2 separate regions of the Homo sapiens genome follow, and region 2 is linked to region 1. The links are chromatin loops, found by intact Hi-C in ENCODE. Cell type or tissue: PC-3. All regions are shown on one strand. Each heading gives the region's core, and the rest is flanking DNA. Links, peaks and the distances in the headings are about the cores only. Region 1 overlaps ELAPOR2 (endosome-lysosome associated apoptosis and autophagy regulator family member 2). Region 2 overlaps ELAPOR2 (endosome-lysosome associated apoptosis and autophagy regulator family member 2).

The links. A loop is a pair of places that touch in the nucleus more often than their neighbours do. Peaks named below come from ENCODE experiments on the same cell type or tissue, not always from the same donor. Only the 100,000 strongest peaks of a DNase experiment are listed, where the experiment ranks them.
Region 2: it touches region 1 in a loop (4-fold over the local background); 5 of 110 quality-filtered maps call a loop at or near these places.

The regions. Positions count from the first base shown.
Region 1 is chr7:86,929,335-86,934,718 of GRCh38, reverse strand. The region is part of intron 8 of ELAPOR2 (endosome-lysosome associated apoptosis and autophagy regulator family member 2); the gene reads left to right. Among named protein-coding and RNA genes, the nearest start is that of ELAPOR2, 130 kb to the left of the region's middle. In PC-3, for the core only: no CTCF peak of the experiment used is centred there; a DNase peak (open chromatin) is centred at 2,348; H3K27ac peaks cover 1,449 bases.
Region 2 is chr7:87,035,962-87,041,345 of GRCh38, reverse strand. The region is part of intron 1 of ELAPOR2 (endosome-lysosome associated apoptosis and autophagy regulator family member 2); the gene reads left to right. Among named protein-coding and RNA genes, the nearest start is that of ELAPOR2, 21 kb to the left of the region's middle. In PC-3, for the core only: no CTCF peak of the experiment used is centred there; no DNase peak of the experiment used is centred there; H3K4me3 peaks cover 2,234 bases; H3K27ac peaks cover 672 bases.

The DNA.
Region 1 (5,384 bases), core at 126-5,125:
TCTGAGAATTATAGCAAATAGCTGGCAATTAAAGCCTTGGGGTTGGGTAAAAGTTTGCAGGGAGATCATAGAGTGGGCTTAGAAGTAAGCTAATGCTAGGAGAGATGAACAGGGATGGTGCCTGAGGAAAATGGCTGGAGAAGTGGGAGAAACCAAGGGAGTTACTGCCATAGAGTATTTGCAGAAATTAGAGTGGTTAAGAAGGCTGATACTCCTGAACAGTCACCCTAGATGAGGGCTGAAAAGTATCCATTGGATTTGGCAACATTGAATTAAATGGTGGCTTTAAAGAGCCATTTTAAAACATGGAAACCAGGTTGAATTGGGTGAAGAGATACAAGGATTTAAATCTTCTAATGTATACAGTAAGGCATTCTCTCACCAGATATTTGTGGGGCTTACTACATATCAAGTTGTGTAAGGCACTATACAGATGCAGAGAAGTAAACAAACATGGAGAATTACTAGGTATTCTTGGCCCATGCTTAGGTTATGAAAGTCTCAAGGAGACAACACATTTTTATATGACATTGTTCCCGGTGGTAAATAAATGAGGTTTCCTAAATGTGGCTTACTTGAATTAAAGCTTAGTATATGCAAAACAGAGATGTATAACATAGATAAATTAAAGAATATTCACTTCTCAATAAACATTCACTACAAAATTATCTTAAGTACTGAGTTGAAATTTTTATGTATGTTTTGTTTAAAACAATTAGTGCCCACTTCTTACATAAAATGAGGTACACTTATATAGGTGCACACAAGCACATATACAAATTCAGTGTTTGATGTTTGAACTCAAAAGAATACTGATCAGGGATTTTACCAACAAACCTAGTCCCCTAGAAGATGGAATCTTTCCCTGTTGAGTGTCATGAAACAAATACATGAAGCTGAAAGTGAATGTCAAGCAATGCAAGCTTTATTCGAGGGTCATGGAATTGAGAAGTGGGAGCATGGCTCAAAAATCAATTTCTCTATTAGTGAGGGGTGAGGGAGTTAAAATATAGGATTTCTCTAATGAAGGGGTTGGACATGAAAAGCAAGGGGAGGAATATTTATGTGTTTTCCAGAAATCGGCGGTAAACATCCTGGAACTAGAGTGCTGCCTTCCTTTTTGTCCTTTTATGGCTTCTTTGGGCCATTGTCATGGCCATTGTCATGGCACTGGTGGGAGTGCCACTTAGTATGGAAATAAAATTGTGAGATTATAACGAAACCTGAGATCCTTAAAGTCATTTGGTCATCTATCTTGGTTCTAACCAGTCTCAGCTGGTCTGGTTACAAAGGGAACTTTTTATCACAGGCATCCTGTTTCTTAAAGATAAGCAGAATTAGGGCAGGGTGGAAATTCAGCTATATTATGTAGGTAACAGTGACACTGGGCAAGAGTTAAGAGAAGATGTGTTTTAATGTTAGCAGGATATTTGACAGAGCATCTCATGATTTCCTTATGGATAAGATAAAGAATTGTAGACTAAATGATATGGTTAAGTGGATATATGACTAATTGAAGAATCATACATAAAATGTTTGATTTGATAAATCAATATCAACTTGGAGTATAGTATTGTATATATATATATTTGATATATTTATATACATATTTGCCATAGGAATATAAATATAGCAAGTCATTTATACATACTGTAACTCACACAAAGAAGAATATAAGTCAGATGAGTTATTTTCAACATTTTATTTAAAAATGATTAACTTCATAAAGACATTAAGAATATGTATATCAATTTGTGAATCAATAAAGATAAAAATGATATAATTAAGATTCAGAAAGACTCCAGTGTGTTTGAACAATGAGCTCAAATTAGTAAAATCAAAATTTATTTGTGTGAAAGAAACTCTCAGATATAAAAGCACTGAGAAAAGAGAAAATAATTACTTGCAAAGAAGATTTCCAGGGAAATCCAAGCTTTAAAAGACCTAACTCACCAAATAAAAAATGCGACAGCTATTTAAAGTGGGGAAAATCCTTCCCCCACAAGAATACAAAGAATAGTTTTCAATTAAGCTGTTCATGGTTAAAAACAGTAAGTTTCTCATTTGTTTATCATATCCACAAAAGTTGTCTCATATCCACTACAAAAGGGAGTGGAGAAAAGGTTGTTTTTGTTTGGGAGCTAGTAAACAGAAAAGACTTAAGATTTTATTTATTTTGGGTATTACACTGAGGCAGAGTAACCTGTGCAGTGTTTGTCTCCCCCCGCCACCCTCCTATTGTGGGACATGATTCACATGTTTCCTTTCAATGGGTGCTTGGGGATGATTATACATTCTCTAGTAATGAATTTTAAAAATATGTTTCAGAAATTGGATGGGAGCCCTGACTCAAACCAATGTAAAACTGAGGAATGGAGAGGGGAGGAGGCAGGAGCCTGTTGACTCATTTAACTGGGAAGTCAATATAGAACAAATTATTTTAAGATGTTCTCTTGCTGTGTAATGCTAATATTCTTGGCTCAATTTGATTTCCTTCTCAGGCAAGCCCTTTCCGGTGTTGCAAGATGCTCACTGTAATCTCCACCCAAGCCACTAGTATCCTCACAGCTCTTGATACTACAAACACTGACTGAAGCTTCGGAAAAGACTCTGATTGGCCTTGCTTGAATCATGAGCCCATAGCCAACCAATAATTCTCTCCAGGAGTGTTGGATACTTTGATTGGATGTCTTAGTTCACCTGCAAATTCCTGTAGCTGGGGAGGCCAAACTGTAATTCTCAGTTCCTTTCAGCATCACACAGATCAGTTCCCAAAGAGAAAAAGATGGTTACAGTTACCAGAATAAAAAGAGAATGATTTTTCACAGGTTCATAGAAATCATATGCTCTTAAATATCATAAATAGGTCTGGCAAGATTGTCTTGGTATACTGAGAATTTTCATGGAAATTTGCACATACCTTCTTGATACTTACATAGTGATTATAGATTAAAAGATCACTTTATCATAAATACTTAATCATTTCCATTACCAGATTCTCAGCTTCCTGTATACAGGGACTGGTTCTTACTCATTAAAAAAAAAATCTCTAAGCCTAGTATAGTACCTAGCACATAGAAGGTAGTGAAACGTCTGTTGAATTAGTGAGACTTAGTAAATGAATGAGTAATTATCACATTTTGAGTGCTGTGTTCTGTCTTTGGCATACGGTATGAGAAAATTTTGACAAAAGGGGAAGAATCTAGAGGACAGAGGCCAGGATATTTTGTATAAAGTATGATTGAAATATTTTTTTCAGGTAGAAGGAAAGACAGCAAAGGATGGAAAATCATGATCATCTTTGTGATGTTTTCTACTTGTCTTACAGAGATTTGATATCTTTCCTTTGGGCACTCATGGCATTTTGTGTTTCTTTTGGAGAAGATGATGATGAGACAGTAACGGTAGTGTTAATACCACAAGCAGCTATCATTTCCATATTTGTGAACGTACTCTCTTCATATGTGCATGTGTGTGTATATATATGTGTATACATATTCAAACATTGCCTCTAATTTCTTTCAACATTTGTGTAATTTAGACATTCCTGTACCCAGTTTTCAGATAAGAAAACTGAGGCTTAATGAGGTTAAGTAACTTCCCCATGATCATAGCTAGTCATCGCTAGTCTTAGGTCTGGAATTCTAACTCAAATAGTCTGTTTCAAAATGTAGTGCTTTGTATCCCCTTCATGTTTTTCAGTTTTTACGTTATAGTAGCTGTGAACCTGTCTTATCACTATTAGACTACAACCTTTTTCAGAGCAGTTTGCCTAATTCTTGAATCTCCCATGGTACTTTGTCCTGTGCATAGTAGGTACTCAGTGAGAATTTCCTTAATAGGGTATTTCAAGTATTTGAAGGGAAATTTTAGAAAAGAAGAACTCTGGTGAACTTAGAGAAGGTAAATTCCAGTGGGATGTAGTGATGTTCTAACAAACAGAGCTGCCCAATACTGGAATGACATGTTTTTTCAATTAGGGAACTTTCTGCTGATGCTCAAAGAGTGCCTGGTAGGGAGGATGTTTTAAAAGGGAGCCTTCTTCGAAGGAGGCATTAGGCTATACAACTTCTTCATCTCTGAAGAGGTGAACTGCGGATCACAGAGATTTTGCTAGTGGCTTGATATTCAAATGTCTTATATTTTATTTGCCTTTTAATGACCTTCAGTGTTGCAAATTATTCCAAATGCTCAATGTCTGTAACACAGTACTTCTAAATTATATAGCAGGACAAAGATATAGAGGATATTAAAAATAGGGTATAAAGGGATTCAGTTTTTAGATCTGCCTTTCTGTGCACAGGATTTAAGCAAGTCAAATGTACTTAGAGCTTATGTTTCTTAATTGGGAAGATGGGAGAACATGGAATGTCTCAGAGACTAGGGATTTCTGAATTTGTTTAAAATAAAATTTTTCTAATAGTCTGTTTTTAACACTTTTTTTAAAGCAGCTTTATTGAGATATAGTTCTCATACCATATCATTCATTCATTCATTCAATGAGTATAATTCAGTGTTTTCAGTATAGTCACCACAATTTAATTTTAGAACATTTTCTTGATTAAAGCCCTGAACTGCCAGTAAAATGTTAAATTTCCATGGTGTCTTCCACATAAAGGCAGAAGATGGTCAAAGCTGTTAAGTATTTAGGGGATATGTTAGTCTGTTCTCACACTCCTATAAAGAAGTACCTGAGACCAGATAACTTATAAATGAAAGAAGTTTAATTGGCTCACGATTCTGTAGGCTGTACAGGAAACGTGGCTGAGAAGACCTCAGGAAACTTATAATCATGGTAAAAGGGGAAGCAGGCATGTCTTAAATGGCCAGAGCAGGAGGAAGAGAGAGAAGGGGGAGGTGCCACACACTTTTAAACCAGATCTCATGAGAACTCACTATCACAAGAACAGCAAGGGGGAAATCTGCCCCCATGACCTAATCACCTCCCACCAGGCCTTACCTCCAACACTGGGGATTACAATTCAACATAAGACTTGCATGGGGACAGAAATCTAAAACATATCAGAGGAGAAGGAGGTAAACACATGGGAAAAGAGAAAAGCAGCAAAGCCGTCATAGAAAAGGAAGGTAGGTGAATGCTGATATGTATTTGGGCAGGCTGACGACCTACTTAACACAACTGTACATGTTGAGCATGGCTTTGAAGGAGGAGTCAGATACAAGTTGGCAGCATGGTGTGGGTAATTCCAAGAGAGACAAATGATGAGTGCCCAGTGGCTTGCAACTGGAAAAGATCAAGGTTTGAGACAGCCTGGGAGATAAGAAATTGCCTGCTTGGCTGAGACCACCTGAGCCAGAACATCATGGAGCACAAGGCAGTTAGGTTAGGGTCAGTTGGTAGACCTTTTAAAAACACATGTAAT
Region 2 (5,384 bases), core at 120-5,119, 110 kb before region 1:
CATTTTTTCCTTCATTTCAACTTTGGTGAATCTGACAATTATGTGTCTTGGAGTTGCTCTTCTCGAGGAGTATCTTTGTGGCGTTCTCTGTATTTCCTGAATCTGAACGTTGGCCTGCCTTGCTAGATTGGGGAAGTTCTCCTGGATAACATCCTGCAACGTGTTTTCCAACTTGGTTCCATTCTGCCCATCCCTTTCAGGTACACCAATCAGACATAGATTTGGTCTTTTCACATAATCCCATATTTCTTGGAGGCTTTGCTCATTTCTTTTTATTCTTTTTTCTCTAAACTTCCCTTCTCCCTTCATTTCATTCATTTCATCTTCCATCGCTGATACCCTTTCTTCCAGTTGATCGCATCGGCTCCTGAGGCTTCTCCATTCTTCACGTAGTTCTTGAGCCTTGGTTTTCAGCTCCATCAGCTCCTTTAAGCACTTCTCTGTATTGGTTATTCTAGTTATACATTCTTCTAAATTTTTTTCAAAGTTTTCAACTTCTTTGCCTTTGGTTTGAATGTCCTCCCGTAGCTCAGAGTAATTTGATTGTCTGAAGCCTTCTTCTCTCAACTCGTCAAAGTCATTCTCCATCCAGCTTTGTTCCGTTGCTGGTGAGGAACTGCGTTCCTTTGGAGGAGGAGAGGCGCTCTGCTTTTTAGAGTTTCCAGCTGTTCTGTTCTGTTTTTTCCCCTCTTTGTGGTTTTATCTACTTTTGGTCTTTGATGATGGTGATGTACAGATGGGTTTTTGGTGTGGATGTCCTTTCTGTTTGTTAGTTTTCCTTCTAACAGACAGGACCCTCAGCTGCAGGTCTGTTGGAATACCCTGCAGTGTGAGGTGTCAGTGTGCCCCTGCTGGGGGGTGCCTCCCAGTTAGGTTGCTCGGGGGTCAGGGACCCACTTGAGGAGGCAGTCTGCCCATTCTCAGATCTCCAGCTGCGTGCTGGGAGAACCACTGCTCTCTTCAAAGCTGTCAGACAGGGACATTTAAGTCTGCAGAGGTTACTGCTGTCTTTTTGTTTGTCTGTGCCCTGCCCCCAGAGGTGGAGCCTGCAGAGGCAGGCAGGCCTCCTTGAGCTGTGGTGGGCTCCACCCAGTTCGAGCTTTCCGGCTGCTTTGTTTACCTAAGCAAGCCTGGGCAATGGCGGGCGCCTCTCCCCCAGCCTCGCTGCCGCCTTGCAGTTTGATCTCAGACTGCTGTGCTAGCAATCAGCGAGACTCCGTGGGCGTAGGACCCTCCGAGCCAGGTGCGGGATATAATCTTGTGGTGCGCCGTGTTTTAAGCCCGTCGGAAAAGCGCAGTATTCGAGTGGGAGTGACCCGATTTTCCAGGTGCCGTCCGTCACCCCTTTCTTTGACTAGGAAAGGGAACTCCCTGACCCCTTGCGCTTCCCGAGTGAGGCAATGCCTCACCCTGCTTTGGCTCGTGCACGGTGCGCGCACCCACTGACCTGCGCCCTCTGTCTGGCACTCCCTAGTGAGATGAACCCGGTACCTCAGATGGAAATGCAGAAATCACCCGTCTTCTGCGTCGCTCACGCTGGGAGCTGTAGACCAGAGCTGTTCCTATTCGGCCATCTTGGCTCCTCCCTCGGTATGTTCCTTCTATACCTAGTTTTTAAATTTTTTTTTATCATAAAGGGATGTTGAAATTTATTAAATGCTTTTTCAGCATCAATTGAAATGATCTTGTAGCTTTTATCCTTCATTCTGTTGATCCAATGTATCACATTGATTTATTTGCGTATGTTGAATTATCCTTGCATCCCAGGGATAAATCTCACTTGGTCATGATGAATGATCCTTCTAATGTGTTGTTGAATTCATTTTGCTAGTATTTTGTTGAGGATTTTTACATCAGTATTCGTCAGAGATATTGGCCTGTAGTTTTTTTTATTATGTGTCTTTGTCTGGTTTTGGTATCAGGGTAATATTAGCCTTGTAGAATGAGTTTGGAAGTATTCTCTCCTCTTGGGTTTTCAGAATAGCTTGAGTTGGACCGAGATTAGTTCTTCTTGAAATGTTTGGTAGGATTCAGCAGTGAAGCCATTGGGTCCCAGGCTTTTCTTTACTGGGAGACTTTTTATTGTGGCTTTGATTTCATTGGTATTGGTCTGTTCAGGTTTTGGACTTCTTCCTGGTTTAGTCTCGGTAGGTTGTATGAGTCTAGGAATTAGTCCACTTCTTTTAGGTTTTCCAGTTGGTTGGCGTATAGTTACTCATAGTAGCCTCTAATGATCCTTTGCATTTCTGCAGTATCAGTTGTAATGTCTTCTTTTTCATTTCTGATTTTATTTATTTGTATCTTCTTTTTTTCTTAGTCTAGCTAAAGTTTTGTCAATTTTGTTTAACTTTTCAAAAAACTAACTTTTTGTTTCATTGATCGTTTGTATTTTCTTCATTTCATTTATTTCTGTGATTTTTATTATTTTCTATTAATTTTGGGTTTGGTTTGCTCTTGCTTTTCTGGTTCATTAAGATACATCATTAGATTGTTTATTTAAAGTTTTTTTTCTTTTTTGATGTAGACACTTATAGCTATAAACTTCCCTCTTAATACTGCTTTTGTTGTATCCCATAAGTTTTGGTATGTTGTGTTTCCATTACCATTTGTTTCAAGGAATTTTTCAATTTTCTTCTCAATTTCTTCATTGACCCACTGGTCATTCAGGAGCATATTGTTTAATTTTCATGTATTTGTATAGTTTCCAAAATTGCTCTTATTATTAATTTCTAGTTTTATTCCACTGTGGCCAGAGAAGCTGCTTGATATTGTTTCAGTCTTTTGAATGTATTAAGACTTATTTTGTGACCTAACATGTGCATTTCTTTAATCACTCATGAAGGTCAATATTTTTCGTGTCACTTAGCTTTTTGTATTTCACTTTTTGTGAGATTTCCTATTTAGGTGTTTGCATCGTTATGTATACAAGCTTTTAGTATAATAAGGATAATATATATTTCCCTAGACTTTTTCTTATCTGTGTGTTTTGAGATATGTAATATCCAGAGAAAGCAATTATTTAGTCCCTAAAAAGGTATATGGAATTACCTCCCTTAACATATCAAACTGTAATACATCTTAATTTCCAAAAAGAATGTTTGGTACATAATACCTTATTAAATCATTACAATATATGAAGGCTTTCAGGTGTTTGAGAAAAATATGGAAGCAGCTACAAAGTGACCAAGAATTCTTGCACTTGGATTGGTATTCTTGGTTCTAAGAGTGTGTTTTAGATATTTCATGACTATTCATTCTCTGTTACTTCTTTTTCAGTTGCCATTCATATGTTTATTAGCTCATCTAGCATGTATCTCACAGGAAAAAATTATAGGATAGTCTATGATGATAGTACAGATGGGTTAAGTGCTGTGATGGAGTCATTCACAGGGCTGTATAGAAGCACAGAGAAGAGGCAACTAAATCAGACTAAAGAAACTCTGGTGTCAGAGCAAGTGATGTTTCAGCTGAGTTTGGAAGGATTTATAGTAGTGCTTTACAGGATGCACAGAGACCACCACATCTCAGTCAAAGAAAATAACATGTATAACATCAAAGAGGAATTAAATAATATTATAATTTCAAGGGCCAACTTGAAGGGCACGTGGGTGGTGGTGGCAGAAGTGTCAGAGACTGAAGGTCTTGCGAGGCAAGCTATGAAGCGCTATTAACATCAAATTAGAAAGATTATTCTGTTGGCAAATGAAGGAACATAAAAGGGAAATCACATTGGACGCAGGAAGATCAGTTAGGAGACTCTTGCCTCTCTCACGGGGAGAAAATAACTAACAGAACTAAACACATGACAGTATGAATGGAGAGGGAGAGAATAGATGGATTTTACAGCTATTAAAGACATCTTATTTTCAGGAGTCTGCAACCGAGTGATACATTTCAGTCTACCATGACTTATAAGTTTTTGGTCTGAGTAGATGCTGCTGTCTTTTATTGAGATAAAAAAATTGAGAGAAGGAAAAGGAGGAGGTGGTGGTGGGGGCGGGAAATAGGATGAGTTCAGCATTGGACATCCTGAGTTTATAGTACCCTGGGCACACACAAACAGTGCTCTCCTGAAGACAGGTGGATGTACAGGAGTGCAGCTGAGAGACAACTTGGGAGCCATGAGTACATAAGAGGTAATTGAAGCCATTGATGTTGATGAGGTCACTTAGGCTCTGAGCATATAGCAAGAGCACTGTGTTGAGGAGAGTGCTTAGGGAAACAACAGCATTTAAGAAGCAAGCAGAGTGAGAAGCATTTGAGGATGAAACTGAGAAGGTACAGCCAGTAGAGAAGGATTAGCATTAGCACAGAAGCAGACTGGAGGTTGATGGGAAGGAGACCCGTAAATCTGGAGTATGATATAGGCAGGGTGATTTTTAATATTCAGGGTGTTTTCTTATTTTAATTTTTCAACTTTTAGATTGGGGTACATTTGTACGTTTGTTATCTGGGCATATTGTATGATGCTGAGGTTTGGGATATGAATGATCCCATCACCCAGGTACTGACCATAGTACCCAACAGTTTTTCAACCCTTGCCCCTGCTTTTCCCTTTCCTTTCTAATAGTCTGTAGTGTCTATTGTTGCCATCTTTAATTCCATGAGTACCCAATGTTTAGCTGCCATTTATAAGTAAGAACATACGGTATTTGGTTTTCTGTTCCAGTGTTACTTTGCTTAGGAAAATAGCCTCCAGCTACATCCATGTTTATGCAAAATACATGATTTTGTTGTTTTTTATGGCTCTATAGTATTCCATGGGGTATATGTACCACATTTTCTTTATCTAATCCACCAATGATGGTCACCTAGCTTGCTTCCATGACTTTGCTATTGTGAATAGTTCAGCAAACCCTTTTTAAAGATAGGGTCTCCTTGTCACTCAGGCTGGAGTGCAGTGGTACAATAACAGCTCACATAGTTTTGACCTCCCAGAGCTCCAGTGATCCTCCAACCTCAGCCTCCCGAGTAGTTGGGACTACAGGCACATGCTTCCATGCCTTGCTAATTTTTGTATTATTATTATTATTTTGTATAGACAGGGTTTCACCCTGTTGCCCAGGCTGGTCTTGAACTCCTGGTCTCAAGTAATCATCCCACCTCAGCCTCCCAAAGTACTGGGATTGCAGGTGTGAGGCACCATGCTTGGCCTACAGTGAGACATTTGAATTGTCATATCATTATTGACAAAATGCATAGTATATGATGAATGACGGAATATTAGGCAGATTCCTGGCTATTTGAACAAATGTATACTAAGATTATTAATGTATGTGATGCTAAACTGAAAGAACATCTCCAATGCAATACTTTTGTGCTTAATATCTAATTTCTGTCCTTTTACTGTTTTACTATTACCATTTTAAATAATACTTGGGTTT